Linked DNA regions of Homo sapiens: region 2 is linked to region 1. A link is an interaction called in ENCODE POLR2A ChIA-PET data of the cell type or tissue named here. Cell type or tissue: Panc1. All regions are shown on one strand. Links, peaks and the distances in the headings refer to the core of each region. The heading gives the core; the rest is flanking DNA. Region 1 has its middle 19 kb from the start of AOPEP. Region 2 holds the start of MIR2278 (microRNA 2278).

Region 1 (8,333 bases), core at 106-8,105:
GGTTTCTGGTAATGGTAAAAGTTGTGAAAGAGAATAGAGCAGGGCAAGGGGACAAAACAAAGGGAAATTTGAGATAGGCATGATCAAGAAAGGCATTCAGTGAGGGGCAAAGTCCTGAATGAAGCAAGGGAGCCAGCCATGTGTGGCTCTGGAAGGAAATCTTCCACACAGAGAGAGGGACAGCAAGTATAAAGACCCCAAGATGAAAACGTGCTTGGCAAGTCCGGAATGCAGCGGAGAAACAGCAGAACATAACTCACTCCACTGTCGTTTAAGGGGTCCTTTACTCATTTCTGCATGTGGGCTAGGATAATTTTAGAGTGCTGAGATAAAATGCAAAAACAGCAATCATGCAGTTTTTTTAAACTAACTCTGGGATCAAAGGGGAAGTATGTAAACAACTATGTTTTGTTAAAGATTTATAGGAGCATTTTGACCTGACAAGGACAAAGAAGCTCCCAGCCTCCCTGGACCCTCACTGGAACCCAATTGTCTGTAGTCATTGTTCATCTCTTGATTGCAAGCCCCTCCTCTTCCCTCTGCCCTTAACATTAAAAGGGCCTGAAATTTGGACTGAAGGTGGTTCTTCAGCATATTGGTCCCCCATCTTCTCGGCTTGCTGGCTCTCAGAAATAAAGTCGCCTTCCTTGCTCCAACTCCTTGTCTCCTTGTATTTTTTTTCTTTTTTGAGATGGAGTCTCACTCTGTTGCCCAGGCTAGAATGCAGTAGCGTGATCTTGGCTCACTGCAACCTCTGCCTCCTGGGTTCCAGCGATTCTCCTGCCTCAGCCTCCCGAGTAGCTGGGATTACCGGTGCCCCGCCACCATGCCTGGCCACTTTTTTTTTTTTGTATTTTTAGTAGAGATGGGGTTTCACCATGTTGACCAGGCTGGTCTTGAACTCCTGACCTCAGGTGACCTGCCTGCCCTGGCCTCCCAAAGTGCTGGGATTACAGGCATGAGCCACCGTGCCTGGCCTGTCTCCTTGTCTGTCGTGCAGCGGGCAGACGAATTTGGACTTCGTTACAAGAAATATTGAAAGATTGAGAGAAGGGCAATAAATGACCAGACTTATGCTCCAAAGGCTTGTTCTAGGTGCCATGGAAATAGAGACCCTGTTGCAGAGGTGGAGGAAAGACATGCTAGTGGCCTGAATTAATACGAGTGTTGCATTTGAGATCTATTTGGAAACATATTGCCTGGGTGGAGCTAACGCAGACGTGACATTTAAATCATCACAGGTGATTCAAGTGCATCCTCAAGGTTAAGGAGCACCACTGCTTTAAATCATGGTCACTGATTTAGTAGTTCAATTCCTCTCAACCTTGGTCGTACTTCGTAACCACCCAGGGGACTTAAAAAAAAAACCTGGAGATTTAGTCCCACTCCCAGGCTGGGAGTACAGCCTGGACATTAGGATTTAAAAAATATCCTTGGGTGATTCTTCTTTGCAGCTAAGTTGAAAATTTCTGTCTAGAGAATAGTGGGAACCTGGTGTGCGAGGTAGGCAACAAGAATTGATTGGCAATGCTTGCTTTAAAGCAAGTTCTATTAGAATCAAGTTCTGTGAGAGAAGACTGAAAGATGCTCATAATCATGTATGGTCCCAAACGTCTCTGGTGGGTCCCTACTTCCCTCCCCTCCCACTAGCTGTTAGAAGTAGAGCTGGTCATCAGTATCTAACCTCCCCATACTGAAGCCGAGTCCCCAGAGCTGGCCATGGTCACAGTGGTGACCTGACTTTCAGCTGTCATCTCCTCACCCATGTTTGCCCAGGCCAACTCTCTTTTCCAGGGGGTATCAGGTCTGGGAGATGGCAGAGCAAGGCAGGAGGCGTCCAGACAGCAGCTCTCTTTCGTTCCCTTCCTGGGAAGGCATCTGGCAACCATTCTCTCCAGCTCTCAGGAACAGTCCTGAAATTCCCTTTCTATTGATGGGAAAATACAAGCAAAAATCAAAGTAATAATCAGTGTCACTTAGTGAATTAGTGATGGAGACGGGAACAGAATCCAGACTTTCTAACTTGGAGATCCCCTGCTTTTAAGTCTAAATGGCTCTTTTATTCTAATCCAGCTGTGCCGCGTTAATAAGGCTTTGACGAGATCCAGCTCTGTATTTGGTAGAGTTAACATATTTGATATTTACCTCAGCTATTTGTTGTCTGTTTAATAAGTTTGGTTTGTCATCCCAGATGCACATTATTTAGGAGTGTATAATCACATACAATTGTTTACGCTATTTACTGTTTGCTTTCAAGTCTTGCCAAGACGGACTTGGTGTAAACTAGCTGTCTGCAGCAGCCACACTAAGTTAAGCCTTTAAAAGGGTCTAATTGGGCTTATATAAATAAACACAACGATATGGAAAATAACTCCACATAACGTTTACTACACTGCTGGCCGGCTGGCAAATATGCAGACCTTCTCTCTTGTGGAATAGATAGAAGTAAATCTTACTCAGAAGGGTATAGAGAGCTATTTAAGTTTTAATTTAGAGCTCATCCAACTCTCTCTCTCTCTGTCTTACATACACACACACACACACACACACACACACACACACACGAGAAAAATCCTTTCAGTGGCAATAAATTTTAATCATGTAGTCAGTAAAGCTTGACTCTGGCTTTTATTCTTAGAGAAAATGGTCAGTGAAGCAAATCTCATATCTACTCATTACAAGGCCAATGGGCAGGTCATGATAACTGAGGGACCACAGATGCTCTGGTTATGTTTTAAACTAATAAAGGAGACCAGCAAAAATTCAACTAACCACTTAGGCACATGAAAAGAAGCAGAGCATAAGGGAGGCAGCATCTTTCCAAAAATGTTCAGCACGATTCCTTGTTGTACAAAAATTCAGTGGTTATGTCTTTCTGATGGAAGCTGCAGGAGCTCTGTGGCAGTCTTTGTGTATGAAAAAATTACAGTATGATGTAGGAGTTTTAGGACGGGCTGAGAATTAATTATTACTGGGTAAAAGGTACATTTTACAGTCATTTCATCAATAAATATTAATTGAAGCCTCACTGTGCATCAGTCTCTGGGCTAAGTGTCACAGGCCAGGGCACATCATGTGCAAAGATATGGAAGGCCTCATCTTCGCTCTTTTTTTTTTTTTTTTTTTGAGACGGAGTCTCACTCTGTCACCCAGGCTGGCGTGCAGTGGCGCAATCTTGGCTCACTGCAACCTCCGCGTCCCAGGTTCAAGCAATTCTCCTGCCTCAGCCTCCCGAGTAGCTGGGACTACAGGCGTGTGCCACCATGCCTGGCTAATTTTTTTTTGTATTTTTAGTAGAGAAGGGGTTTCACCGTGTTAGCCAGGATGGTCTCAATCTCCTCACCTTGTGATCTGTCTGCCTCAGCCTCCCAAAGTGTTGGGATTACAGGTGTGAGCCACCGCACCCTGGCCTATCTTCGTTCTTGAAGAATGAGTCATTTAGGATACTTTGTCTTCTTTATGCTTTTGTTCATGCTGACCCCCTCCAGTGAAATACCCTCCACTGCCGACCTCGGGATAGAGGCACACCCTTTGGAACTGTTTTCAATTGCTAGTTCTACTTGGACCCTTATTTGTGGCTAATTCCTTCTGCTTTGAATTCCACGTACTTATGTAAACCTGTTTGTTTCACAATGTCTTCAGGGCAAAGGGCAGATCCTGTGGATCTTTGTATCCTGTGCTTAACAAGATATAGTATGTATTCAATCAACATCTGTTGGATCCATAAATGAATGAATGAACAATATTAATAGCTCCTTGGAAAATGGCAAGCTATTTTAATACCTTACTCAAGTGTTTGAATTTACCCTCTCTGAAATGGTATCAGGACGGTACTTAAACTGGTCCACATTGTTTAATTAATACCGGGAAGTATTGTGTTGGCTAAAATCCTATAACATCATCATTTCTGTTTCATCTAGCAAGTTTTATTTATTCTTTTTTTTTTTTTTTGAGACGTTGTCTCGCTCTGTCGCCCAGGCTGGAGTGCAGTGGCGCGATCTCAGCTCACTACAAGCTCCACCTCCCGGGTCCACGCCATTTTCCTGCCTCAGCCTCCCTAGTAGCTGGGACTATAGGCGCCTGCCACTATGCCCGGCTAATTTTTTGTATTTTTAGTAGAGACGGGGTTTCACCGTGTTAGCCAGGATGGTCTCCATCTCCGACCTTGTGATCCGCCTGCCTCGGCCTCCCAAAGTGCTGGGATTACAGGCATGAGCCACCGCGCCCCGCCTATTTATTCTTTTCTTTTCTTTTTTTTTTTTTTTTTTTTGAGACGGAGTCTCGCATTGTTGCCTGGGCTGGAGTGCAATGGCGTGATCTCAGCTCACTGCAACCTCTACCTCCTGGGTTCAAGCAATTCTCCTGCCTCAGCCTCCCGAGTAGCTGGGATTACAGGCATGTGCCACCAGGTCCAGCAATTTTTTTGTATTTTTAGTAGAGACAGGATTTCACCATGTTGACCAGGCTGGTCTGGAACCCCTGACCTCAGGTGATTCAAGTGCCGGGATTATAGACGTGAGCCACTATGCCTGGCCTAGCAAGTTTTATTTAAATGTTTTTTGGAATTATTGTTGATTTTGGAGTGTATGATGATGATATTATAGTTATGTTTAAAAGGGGGAAATACATGCTGAAATATTTAGACATAAAATTAGATGATGTCTGAAATTCGCTTCAAGATAGCCAGAGAGAATTAAAGAGTATAGATGAAACAAGACTGGCCATAAATTGATTGTTATTGAAGCTGGGTGATGAATACATGGAGGTTCATTTAACTATTTCATCTCCTTTTGCACATGTTTAAAATTTTCTATAATGATACTAAAAAAATATATTTACATTTATAGAAGAGGAGAATCTGATGGAAGGGTCACAACTAAGCAATAAACATAAAACTGCAGACCTAAGTTTCTCCCGCTCAGGAATGCCCACAACACTGCACTTTTGGGATTAAGTAAAAGTAACAGAAATGCATGCTTGTTCCATTTCTGATTGCTCTATGGTTTAGCCCTTAAAAATTGTTCATTATCTTCCTAGAAGGCCAACAGTCATTTTCTATGATTGCAACTTGACCACTTTCTATTACAAATGCACTTGCTATAACTGGTTATAGGAGGCATGGAAGACTAGAATGAACAAAGGAAAAAAATGTACCTCACCACTGGGATCTCACTCAGAAATATCTTGAGATCAATACCGGGCCACCTTCATCTAGGATGTGTAAGTGAAAAATCTTCCACTTCTCATTCCCCGTTATGTCCCATTCTAGCAATTTTCATGACTCCTACTATTTTTGGGGTAGGGTTGCTGGTAAAAATTTAGGCTGCTAAATTAAATTTGAATTTCAGAGAAATAACAAATACTTTTTAAAGTATAAGTATCTCAAATATTGCATGGGACATACTTATTTTTATTTGCTAAATTTGGCAACCCTACTTGTGGGGCTATGTGATATTTATAATTCCAACAGTTAGTCAATTAATTAAAGGACCATTTTCTATACTTAGTTGATTTAATCATCTTGAAAAGCTTCATTTAGCTCTGGCCTTCACTAGACTATTGAACTAAAAAGGCTCAACTTTACTAAAAAAAAAAAACACAAAAAAACACAAAAAAACACAAAACTATCAAATTCTGATAAGAATACCTGTATTTCCAAATCTATTTTTCTGTTTGTTTGTTTGTTTGTTTTTTGAGATGGAGTCTCACTCTGTCTCCCAGGCTGGAGTGCAGTGGCGCGATCTCGGCTCCCGCCACCAAGCCCGGCTAATTTTTTGTATTTTTAGTAGAGACAGGGTTTCACTGTGTTAGCCAGGATGGTCTCGATCTCCTGACCTCGTGATCCGCCTGCCTCGGCCTCCCAAAGTGCTAGGATTACAGGAGTGAGCCACCGTGCTCGGCCATCTATTTTTTTATTTTAAGCAAAATAGCATATATATTGTTAAAATAAAATCAAACAATACTAAAAGGCTGACAGTGAAACGCAGCTGGCTTCTGCCACGCTCCCTCCTGATCCCCTAGATCCACTCAGTACCTAGAGCCGAGTAGCCAGCAGAAGCCGCCCTCCCTGGAGTTCTCTTTCGATCACTCAAAATAGTCTCTTGCTGTTAGGTCTTGATTTCTCAATTTTGGACATTACATATTGAGTTTCTTCTGAGAGAAGAAAGAAGAAGATTTAGTCTTTTAACTATTCTCATTCTCCCTTTGGAGTTTTCTATTACTTTTAGTGAAATCAGTAATCAAGCACCCACGTCGTTATGACCATATGTATACTCCCTGCAGAGCCAGGTTGTGTATGCTGGGTACATTTCCTTTCTGTAGTGAAAAACCATAATTTTCTGTTGCCTCTGCATCCACTTCAAATATAAGTGGGACTTTCTCAAACCAGAAACAGGGCTTGGTCGCCCTTGACACAGTTTCCAGTTCTCCACCTCCATCCATCTTGTTTTTGGTGTGGCTGATTCGCTATCTGCCTTACACAGCTGCCTGCTGCTGACCATCTTCCTTTACACAAATTAACTTCAAATGTATTATAGACTTAAATGTAATACCTAAAACTATAATGCTTCCAGAAAAAGGTGTAGGAGAAAATTTTTGTCACTATGGGTTAGACAAAGATTCCTTAGATACAACCCCAAAAGTATGAGTCATAAGAGAAAAAAATTGATAAACTGGACTTTACCAAAATTAAGAACTCATGCACTCATGCTCTTTGTTTTGAGACAGGGTTTTGCTCTATCATCCAAGCTGGAGTGCAGTGGTGTGATCAGGGTTCACTGCAGCCTCAACCTCCTGGGCTCAAGTGATCCTCCCACCTCAGCCTCTTGAGTAGCTGGGACTACAGGTGTGTGCCACCACACCTAGCTAATTTGTTTTTTATTTGTATAGATGGAGTCTCACTATGTTTCCCAGGCTGATCTCAAACTCCTGGACTGAAGTGGTCCTCCTGCTTTGGCCTCCAAAAGTGCTGGGATTATAGGCATAAGCTGCTGTGCCCAGCCAAACTAATGTTCTTTGAAAAATATTTTAGATCAATAAAAAGTCAAGGCCGGGCGCGGTGGCTCACACCTGTAATCCCAGCACTTTGGGAGGCCAAGGCGGGTGGATCACGAGGTCAGGCATTCAAGAGCAGCCTGGCCAACATGGTGAAACCCCGTCTCTATTAAAAATACAAAAAATTATCCGGGCATGGTGGCACACACCTGTAATCCCAGCTACTTGGGAGGCTGAGGTGGGAGAATTGCTTGAACCCGGGAGGTGGAGGTTGCAGTGAGCTGAGATCATGCCACTGCACTCCAGCCTGGGCGACAGAGCAAGACTCCATCTCGGAAAAAAAAACGAAATAAAATACAATACAATAATAAAAAGACAAATACTGGAGCAATATTTTCAAAGCATATATGTGATTAAAGACTTGTATATAGAATACTTAAAGAATTCTCAAAACTCAGTAATAAGAAAACAACCCCAAAAACATGGATGAAAGATGTCAACAAATACTTCACCAAAGAGGGTATATGGATTGCACATATACCACATGCACAAATAAGGCTTGAAAAGATGCTACATACCGTTCGTATTATGGACATGCAAATTAAAATCACTGATAATATTACAACATGCTTATTAAAATGGCTAAAATTTAAAAAAGACTGGCCCTAGGAAATGCTGGTGAGGATGTGGAGGAGGAATTAGAACTCTTTTTTTTTTTTTTTTTTGGAGACGGAGTCTCGCTCTGTTGCCCAGGCTGGAGTGCAGTGGAGCGATCTTGGCTCACTGCAACCTCTGCCTCCCAGATTCAAGAGATTTTCCTGCCTCAGCCTCCCCAGTAGCTGGGACTACAGGCACACACCATCATGCCTGGCTAATTTTTGCATTTTTAGTAAAGATGGGGTTTCACCATGTTGGCCAGGATGGTCTCAAACTCCTGACCTCGTGATCCACGCCCCTCGGCCTCCCAAAGTGCTGGGATTACAGCTGTTAGCCACCGCGCCCAGCCATTTATTCCTTTTTCACTCTTTGGAGTTCTTACCTTCTGACCAAAGTCATGGACCAAATAGGTGTCATAAGTTGCTCCTTTGTACCTACAGATACAGGGCCATGTTACCTATTAAATGCACGTTAAATTGATCTGATAATAAGGGAATATAGCCAGGTGCAGTGGCTCATGCCTGTAATCCCAGTGGGCGGATTGGTGAGCCTAGGAGTTTGAGAGCAGCCTGGGCAACATGACAAGACCCTATCTCCACAAAAAATACAAAATATTAGCTGGGTGTGGTAGCGTGTGCCTGTTGTCCCAGCTACTTGGGAGGCTGAGGTGGGAGTTTCGCTTG
Region 2 (8,333 bases), core at 95-8,094, 110 kb after region 1:
AATATCTGGGAGTCCATGATACAGCTGGAGATGGAATTCGCCTTTCATTCTGTCAGTGGTGAGTGAGGACCTGACCTGCATGCGTCAGGCCCTGGGCAAGGGCTTTGCTTTACAGCAGTGAGGAAGCACAGGTCCTGCCCTCTTGGGACTCACAGTTTGGTGCAGGAGGCCCCCATGCTTTTCTGTTTATAGACCTCTTTTTGAGCAATTACCCAATTCATATATCTATATTTATTTATTTATAAGTTATATGCATTTAGTACAATGTTAATATATTAGGTACACTATAAAACACATACACAAAATAGAAAATGTAAAAGGATGAGAAAAAAACAATTATGAAAGTAAATTCTGTCACTTTTATCCCAAAGAATTGGCACGTGCCCTGGGCTCCCTTCAGCTGCCTGGGCCCTACCCTGGAGACTGACTCAGTGAATTGAGCCGCAGTCTTGGTATCTGGAAGGCTAACAGGTCTTCCCAGCTGATTGTGCTGCAGGTGTTGGAGAGCAGTGTGTGTTGCCTGGGGACTGTGTGGACTGGTATCACCCAGACAGCTTGCACTGACTCCAGACCCTGCCGTCATGTCACAGGTAAGAAGGTCAGGAAGAGGCTGGAGCGTGCCGGTGAATGGGTGAGAAAGCTCCCTGGTGAGGCTTCCTGCTTTTCTGTTGCTCAGAAGGAGGCCGTGCTTCCTAGGAACTGCATCCAGTCACAGGCGGGGACTTTGGGCAAGTCACTGGGCCTCCCTGGCCTAATTTTCTTCTCTGGAAAAGTAAGGGGGTGATTTAGAATAACCCGCAGAATGTCTTAGGGCCCCTACATTTGATTTAATCAGGGTTTTTTTGTTTTTTTTTTTTTGAGACAGAGTCTCGCTCTGTCACCCAGGCTGTAGTGCAGTGGCGCAATCTCGGATCATTGCATACTCTACCTCCCAGGTTCAAGCGATTCTCCTGCCTCAGCCTCCCGAGTAGATGAGATTACAGGTGCGCGCCACCACACCTGGCTCGTTTTTGTATTTTTAATAGAGATGAGGTTTCACCATGTTGGCCAAGCTGGTCTTGAACTCCTCACCTCAAATGATCCACCCACCTCAGCCCCCCAAAGTGCTGGGATTACAGGCGTCAGCCACTGCGCCTGGCCTTTAATCAGGTTTTTTATTTCAACAAGGCATGGGGGTGATTCAGTTTCGTTCAGCAATTTAAAATACATGTATATTTTCTTTTTGATGTAAGAGCTAGTTAGATCATGAGGCTTGGATTTTCTTGGACTCTGTGGGCACCTAGGCAGTAGTAGGTGTTTAAATTTTAGGCCCCCAAGCAAAAGTTTCAGAAGGGGGCCTCTTTAACCCTTGTTAATTGCAAAATAAACAGATCTCAAGGGCAGGGGCCCCTTCTTTTCATAATAACTGCCTCTGTTTTGTGTGTCATCAGTGAAAAGCATCATTTTCAAATACTCCATCAGGAGTGGGTTCCATCACTGAAGGCCTTCTTCCTTCAGCCCATCAAAGGACCTCCTCCTTTGACCCCTCAGAGTCAGTGGCTAACCTGCCCCCTACCCCTGTCACATGTCTTTAGCTTCCAGATATCTCCATTTGCAAGCTAATAAGTTGCACATACATATGTTTGAACAGTTGTCAGGCTTGTCTGCTGCTCAAACTGTGTTTTAGTTTAAAACAACAACAACAGAGAACTCAGAGCGGGGGAATGGATGAAGACATTTCAGTTGTGCCTGCAGGTGGTGTTGTTTTGACCTTGACAGTCAGTTTTAAATGACTTGTCAAGTACCAATGTGTGCTTCTGGGCACACCCACCTGGAAGATATTATGTCCCCTAGGCTTTATATGCCCCAGCAGGCAGGCATGAGGTCCCTGGATTTTGTTTTCATTGATGGAAGGTTAATGCATGCATGGCAGAACTTTACTGAGAGGGGCGCAGCTACAAACCCTGTTTTCATTTAATTCTGATTTCTCTTCTCCCTTGGCCTTTCCCTCCCTGCCCCCAGACCTCTTCCGTCTGGGCTCTCTCCACTCCCCATCAGCAATCCCTTCTCTACCACAGCTGCCCCCCACCACCACTTTGGCTTCAAACCATTTATCCTGGCTTTGATATCTCCTTGCAGAGCTGTAAGCAACCAGGAGATGCTGGGTCCCAGAGCTCAGCAGGGTGCACTGCCTGGTAGGGGACTGGGCCCCAGTCTCCAGGCCACTGCAGGAAATTGCACCCAGAAAGCCTGCCCAGGCCCCTGTGCCTGTCCCGGTAACCACTCAGGTGCAGCCCCCAGAGGCGGCATCTCCTCAGCTTAAGTGTTGTCTGGGGAGAACTTCTTAGGATTATTCTAACCTTTCCGATGGTCCAGGTTCATCTCTCTGAATTTTACCTGTTTAAACTTGGAGTGTCTCCCGTACCCTCAAAGGCCACACATGCTTGTGCTGGCAAGTTGGGGTGAGGAGAATAAATGGACAGATGAAAGGAACCTATTGGATTCATCCTCCTGCCTACCAACACTTCGATAGTTTCAAGTTATTTGAGAGTACAATTGATGGTCCCTTATCCAGGGAACACTTCTTCTTCAGCTTCCTTGTCCAAGGAAGGAGACCTGTACTAATTAGATCATGAGGCTTGGATTTTCCTGTACTATGTTTCTAAAGGTAGAGATGAGGGAAAGGGTGCTTGTTCTTAGGACCACGTGCACATCTTCTCACTCTGTAATACTTCCTTAAACTTGGGAAGAAGTAGGCCCAGAGCTAGATATTTACTTCTCTAATGGGTAACACCACCAGCAATGTGCTCCACTGTTTGGTGGGCTTACGGGAACATATGAAGGAGAGGGTCCCTGCCTGGCCCCTTAGATATCTTGCTGAGATCTGACTTAGAATCTAAGAGGAAGACCAGTGCTTGCCAACCTGTCCTCCCCAGAATCCGGAAGTCTTCCCAAGGCCATAGAAGTGCATCACACTGTCTCGCTCCAAGGGACTCAAACCACTTTCTCTTTATACCCCCTGCCTGAGGGGCACCTCTGTAAGGGAATCTTATTACTTACCTTTGGCACACATCCTGCCCTGGGATTTCCCAGTTAGAATGCCAAGTAGAGGAGGCTGAGAAATGTGTGGTATGAGAATGACTGGACCATGTTTCCTATCACTGGGAGGAGCCTGGTGTCAGAGAATGTAGGAGAAGCAGAGTAAGGGAGAGAAATGGCATTCACTCTGTGCCCCTGCCCTTCCTATGGGTCTCTGAGCCTTCAAATAAGGACTTTATTTGGTCAAAGCTGGTTGAGTTGAGTTTCTGTTGTTTACACCCACAGCCCTGAATAATTTACAAAGGGACACTTCCCTTTTGGTTTTACAAGCAAAAGCATCAGTTAGACCTTAGGATTGGGAAGGGGAGTCAGTGGTGTAGACCTAAAAGGAAGAAGCTGAAGCACCAAATATAATTTAAAGCGTTTTATTGAGCCAAAGTGAGGATGGCTGCCTGGAAAACTCAGACCCAAGGAACCTTGGATATGAGCTCCATCCTGCCTTTGTTACAAGCAGGTTTTTAGAGGCAAAAAAAAAGGGGACAAGGAGTGGGCTGTACAAAGTGGTTTATTAGGAATTCTCGTGGGTTTTCGAAATAACATTGATTAGTGATTGGCTATACGTTGTTAAGCTATAGGGTGGGTTATAGAGTCTGCTGTGGCATTATTAGGTTGATTTATAGCTACTTCTGGCAGTAGCAAACAGTTACAAGAGATGAGTGCATAGCTCAAAGGGAGGGGTAAGATGTGATTGCTCCCTCATTTTAATGTCTCTCTGGACCTGATAATCTAAAATAACTCACTTTCTTCAGATTAAAGATCTTGGTTGCTTTGAGTAAACCTGACAGTGTCTGGTTTGATGAAGGTCCACCTCTGACCTTCAGATTCTTTGATGATGATACCACCTGACTTTATAGCTTTCGGGGTGTCCTCAGATATGTCTCCTCTCACAAACAAGCTCCAGGTCCTTCCACAGCCCTGCTATCACAGGCTTCCTGTAACTTCCTTCCAGACTAGCCCTGTCCTCCCCCTCACCAGCCTGTGCTAAGACCTGGAATCCTTGCTACTCAGAGAGACCTCTCTGCTCTGCCCCTCCCATGATTTTCCACCCACCAGGAAGGGCAAGCTGTGCTTTCTGGTTCCCTAAGGAGTTTCTCATGCAGGGTAATGAGTCCCAGCAGGTGCTGACAGTGGATCAGGGCCTGGGCTTCTATAGCTCTTGGCCTCTGAAGCACAGGGCAGGTGGATCCTAATGGTGAGTTGTTTGCTTGAGCTGAGCTGCAGAAATGGGTTGGAGCATGAGCAAGGGCAAGCCCCAGACAACCAAGAACATTTCATATTCTGCTCCCCATAGGATGCAATGTGAGATTGATACTCGAGGGACCTCCACCCTGGCTGTGTTCAGGCTCTTGACACCGCCACAAGAAGGAATTCAAGGACAAGTTGGAAGATAAAGTACACACTCAAGAAAAGGGAGTTTGGTGTACTAAAGAGAGAGAGTCATGCACAAGGGGGGCTGGGGTTTCTATCTCTATGGGTTTCTGAACCAAGGGGTGGAATATCTATGTTGAGCAGTGGGGTTATTGAAATTATGTAGCAAGGTAGTCTGTTGGTAAATCTTTCAAACTTGCAGTTTAATCCTGAATTGTTAATATAAGATTAATAGGTGTGGTTTATTACCACACAAACACCTCCAATTGGTTCCTGCTCTGGCCCTGTTGGGGCCTCATATGATGGCTTAATAATGAGCCCAAATCCTGCAAAATCTTGCTGTACTCAGGAAAGTTCTGAGTTGCTTCTTCATTTGTGGCAGTCCCACCTTTTAGACAGCCTCCTTTCACTCTGTGGAGAAGGTCTGGTTTCCTGGGCTTAGGATGTACCCCAGGTATTTAATTTTTGGTTTTAGAAATCTGGGCCTTGGATGGAGAGACCTGATACCCAAAGAGGGAGGTTAGGACTTTCCCAGGAGGTTAGGACTTGAATGGCATTCTTCTCTGAGTCCTCTTTAGTGGGACTGCATACAAGGATGTCATCCACATATTGGAGAATGACTCCCCATTTCTAGCTCTAGCTCCTTTTACTCTTGTGCCAAGGCATTTCTGAACAAGTGAGGGCCATCCCTGAAGCCCTGAGGCAGTACTGTCCAGGTGTGCTGCTGGGTAATATTAGTTCCAGGATTAGTCCTCTCAAGAGCAAACAAATACTGAGAGTCAGAATGCAAAGGGATACAAAAGAAAGCATCCTTAAGATCTAATACTGTGAACCAGTTGGTCTCCCGGTATTCGGGTAAGTATGGCATAAGGATTTTGCACTGTCGGACGTAAGGGAATTACAGCCTCATTAATGGCTCTCAAGTCTTGAACTAGACGGTACTCTGTTTGGTTTTTGGTTAGGAAGGACCAGGAGTATTACAAGGAGACTGACATGGAATCAGGAAGCCATGTTTTAAAAACTTGTCAATTAGAGGTTGGAGTCCTTGCTTGGCTTTTGGTTTGAGAGGATACTGACGCTTGTGTGGGAAATTATTTTTGTCTTTTAAAGAGGTGATCACTGGCTGAGCATAAATTGCTTTGCCAGGGCTTTCTTGGTCCCATATTTGTGGGTCTGAGACCTTATTTTGGGATGGATCTCCTGTCATTCCGAGGCTGGCTTAGGAAACAACACTGCCAAAAAGGAGGGCCCCCCACCCAGGGCCTGATAAATGTAAAGTGGCCTCAGGGGTGGCTAGGAAGTCCCATCCCAATGAAAGAGTAGAATACTGTGGCATAACTAGAGATTCATGAGTTACCATATAGTTTCCTAGCCTGCAGTTCAGAGGCACTGTAAAGTGTTTTGATTTTGGGGTGCCACTGACACCCATGACAGTGCAGCTTTTGGAAGATAAGGGCCCAGAGTGGCCATTTAGGACAGAGTAACTTGCCCCTGTGTCAATTAAGACATTGATATTCTTAGTTGCCATGTCAAGAGTCACCTGAGGCTCCTCAGTTATGATGACCAGGCCTTTTATGGGAGCCGCCGAGAACCTCGGGCCCCTTCAGGCCTCAGTTATGGCCATTATGGACTGGGTATCCTCCTATTCCTTTGGAGCTGAAGGCAATCCCTTTTCCAATGGCTCCCCTGCTTGCAGTGAGGACAGCATCTGGGTGGGCTCCCCTGGCTGCGACAGATCTTATCCCAATGTCCTGGCTTCCCACACTTGAAGCAGCAACCATTGCCTGCACGGTTGCTGTTAGGCCTTTTTGGTCCATGGGTGAAGCATCTCTCTGGATGACCCTGAGGTTGCAGGGTGCTGCTCATAGTAACTGCTATCATTTGGGCCTGCCATCTATCCCATTGTTTGCCACACTGGGTCCTTTCAGCCTTTTCAGCCCTGTCCCTATTACTGAATACCTGGAAAGCCTCATCAAGCTTTGGTTTAATAGGTATTTGGGGTCTCAAAGACAATTTCTGTAATTTTCTCCTGATGTTGGGTGCTGACTGGCTTATAAAGTGTGTCCCTAGTTAAATTTGGCCAGCATCAGTACTGAGGTGAGTGTTAATATATTTTCTTAGGGCCTTCACAAGGTGACCCTGGAACAAAGCTTGGTTTTCATCCTTTCCTTATTTCCCTTATTTTATCATAGTTCACAGCCTTAGTGTACATTTTTTATTCTCTCCACTAACCAAATTGCCATACAATTTCTTTTTCTTGGATTAGCCTGGCCTTGTAGATAGTTCCAGTTGGGGTCATTGTTAGGCACAGGCATGGCCCCCACAGTGTATAGTTCAGGGTCCCCAGCTAATAAGTTGTCAGCATAAGCCTTGGCCTCCACGCAGATACACTGCTTTTCCTCCAGGGTGCAACATGTGGACGAGGTAATATGAATAACTCACCAAGTTAACTCAGGTGAGAGTGAGAGAGCCTGAAATTCGTCCTGAATTTAGTTGGGTCCTCTAAAAATTGGCCCAACCTTTGGCTACATCATGCTAGATCAAACACTGAAAAAGGTACATGCACCTGGATGGTCCCAGCATCCCCATTGGCCACCTCCCTAAGTGAGCATAACTTAGAATGGTTAGGAAGGTAGGAAATGCCACTGTAGGTGACCCTGGCAGGGCTCTGTTCCTTCAGTAGGGAGGGCATATAGGTTGGTAAGGAGGTGGGCTAACGGGAGACTAAGGGCTGGAGATGGTGGAGCTAGAAGAAGACTGGGGAGTTGGAGGTGGAATTGGGTGGTAGGGAGGAGCAGGGAGTGCTAGACCTAGGTCTGGGTTAGGAGGTGGGGGAAGGCTATGAGAGGTATATTCCCAAAAAGGGTATCATCTAGGATATCTGGTTCCCATTTCGTTCTCCTAAAGGGATGTGAGTCTAACAAAGGCAGCAGTTCCTGCAACGGTCAAGGTTCTAACAGGGCCACGAAGGCCTGTGCACATGGTGTTTCAGTTCAATTCTCCTGACATTGATAAAAAAGATCTAATTGCAAAATGGTATTACAATTTAGGGTCATGTTCTCTTACCATTGTACTGCATTCTGTTTCCTTTTTTTTCCTTTTAGGATCTCACTTTTTTACCCAAGGCTGAAGTGCAGTGGCACGATCATGGCTCGCTGCAGCCTCATCCTCCCAGGCTGAGGTGATCCTCCTACCCCAGCCCCCTGAGTAAGCTGGGACTATAGGCGTGCACCACCATGCCTGGCTAATTTTCTGTGTGTTTTTTGTAGAGATGGGGTTTCGCCACGTTGTCCAGGCTGGTCGCGAACTCCTGGACTCAAGCAATCTGTGTGCCTTGGCCTCCCACAGTGCTAGGATTATAGGCGTGAACCACCACACCTGGCCCTTGTACCCTATGTTCTAAAAGAAAGGCCTTGACTTGTCTTTGGCATGAAATGAAGAAGAAGAGGAAAGTTAACATATTCCCTCATGGAGGGACTGGTCCCAGTATTTACGAAATGCTGCATGGACGAGTGTGGTGCTTACAATTGGCCAGCTCCATGGCCATGCCTGAGAGACAAGCATCCTTGTTCCCTTGGCTGGCTGCCTTAGTGTCCAGGTGTCCTTGGAGCCCTAGCATTGCCCAGGCATCCTTGGCTCCTGGGGCTTTGAAAATGAGAAGGCTTTTGAGGTCTAGTAGGACGAGTTATGGCATAATTTGAAAGCAGCAAGCATGCCAATATCCATCCGAATATTTATCCTCAAGTAAAAGTTGGGAACAGAAGTGATTTAGCATGGCCAATAAACCAAGGACCTTGAAGGGGCCCCTTAAGAACTTTAGGCCTAGATTTGGCATTCCGGAGGGCAGTATCTAAGATGCCTATCTTGCTGGGTCCAAAGAGTTCCCT

What was found. ChIA-PET counts read pairs that join two places held together with the same protein. Peaks named below come from ENCODE experiments on the same cell type or tissue, not always from the same donor. Only the 100,000 strongest peaks of a DNase experiment are listed, where the experiment ranks them.
Region 2: POLR2A ChIA-PET joins it to region 1 with 5 read pairs; 4 of 35 experiments call an interaction of 5 or more read pairs at or near these places.

What each region holds. Positions count from the first base shown.
Region 1 is chr9:94,703,530-94,711,862 of GRCh38, forward strand. No RefSeq gene overlaps it. Among named protein-coding and RNA genes, the nearest start is that of AOPEP, 19 kb to the right of the region's middle. In Panc1, for the core only: no CTCF peak of the experiment used is centred there; no DNase peak of the experiment used is centred there; H3K4me3 peaks cover 565 bases.
Region 2 is chr9:94,809,475-94,817,807 of GRCh38, forward strand. The region is part of intron 5 of AOPEP (aminopeptidase O (putative)); the gene reads left to right. MIR2278 (microRNA 2278) reads left to right here and starts at 488; the gene lies at 488-583. In Panc1, for the core only: no CTCF peak of the experiment used is centred there; no DNase peak of the experiment used is centred there; H3K27ac peaks cover 3,079 bases.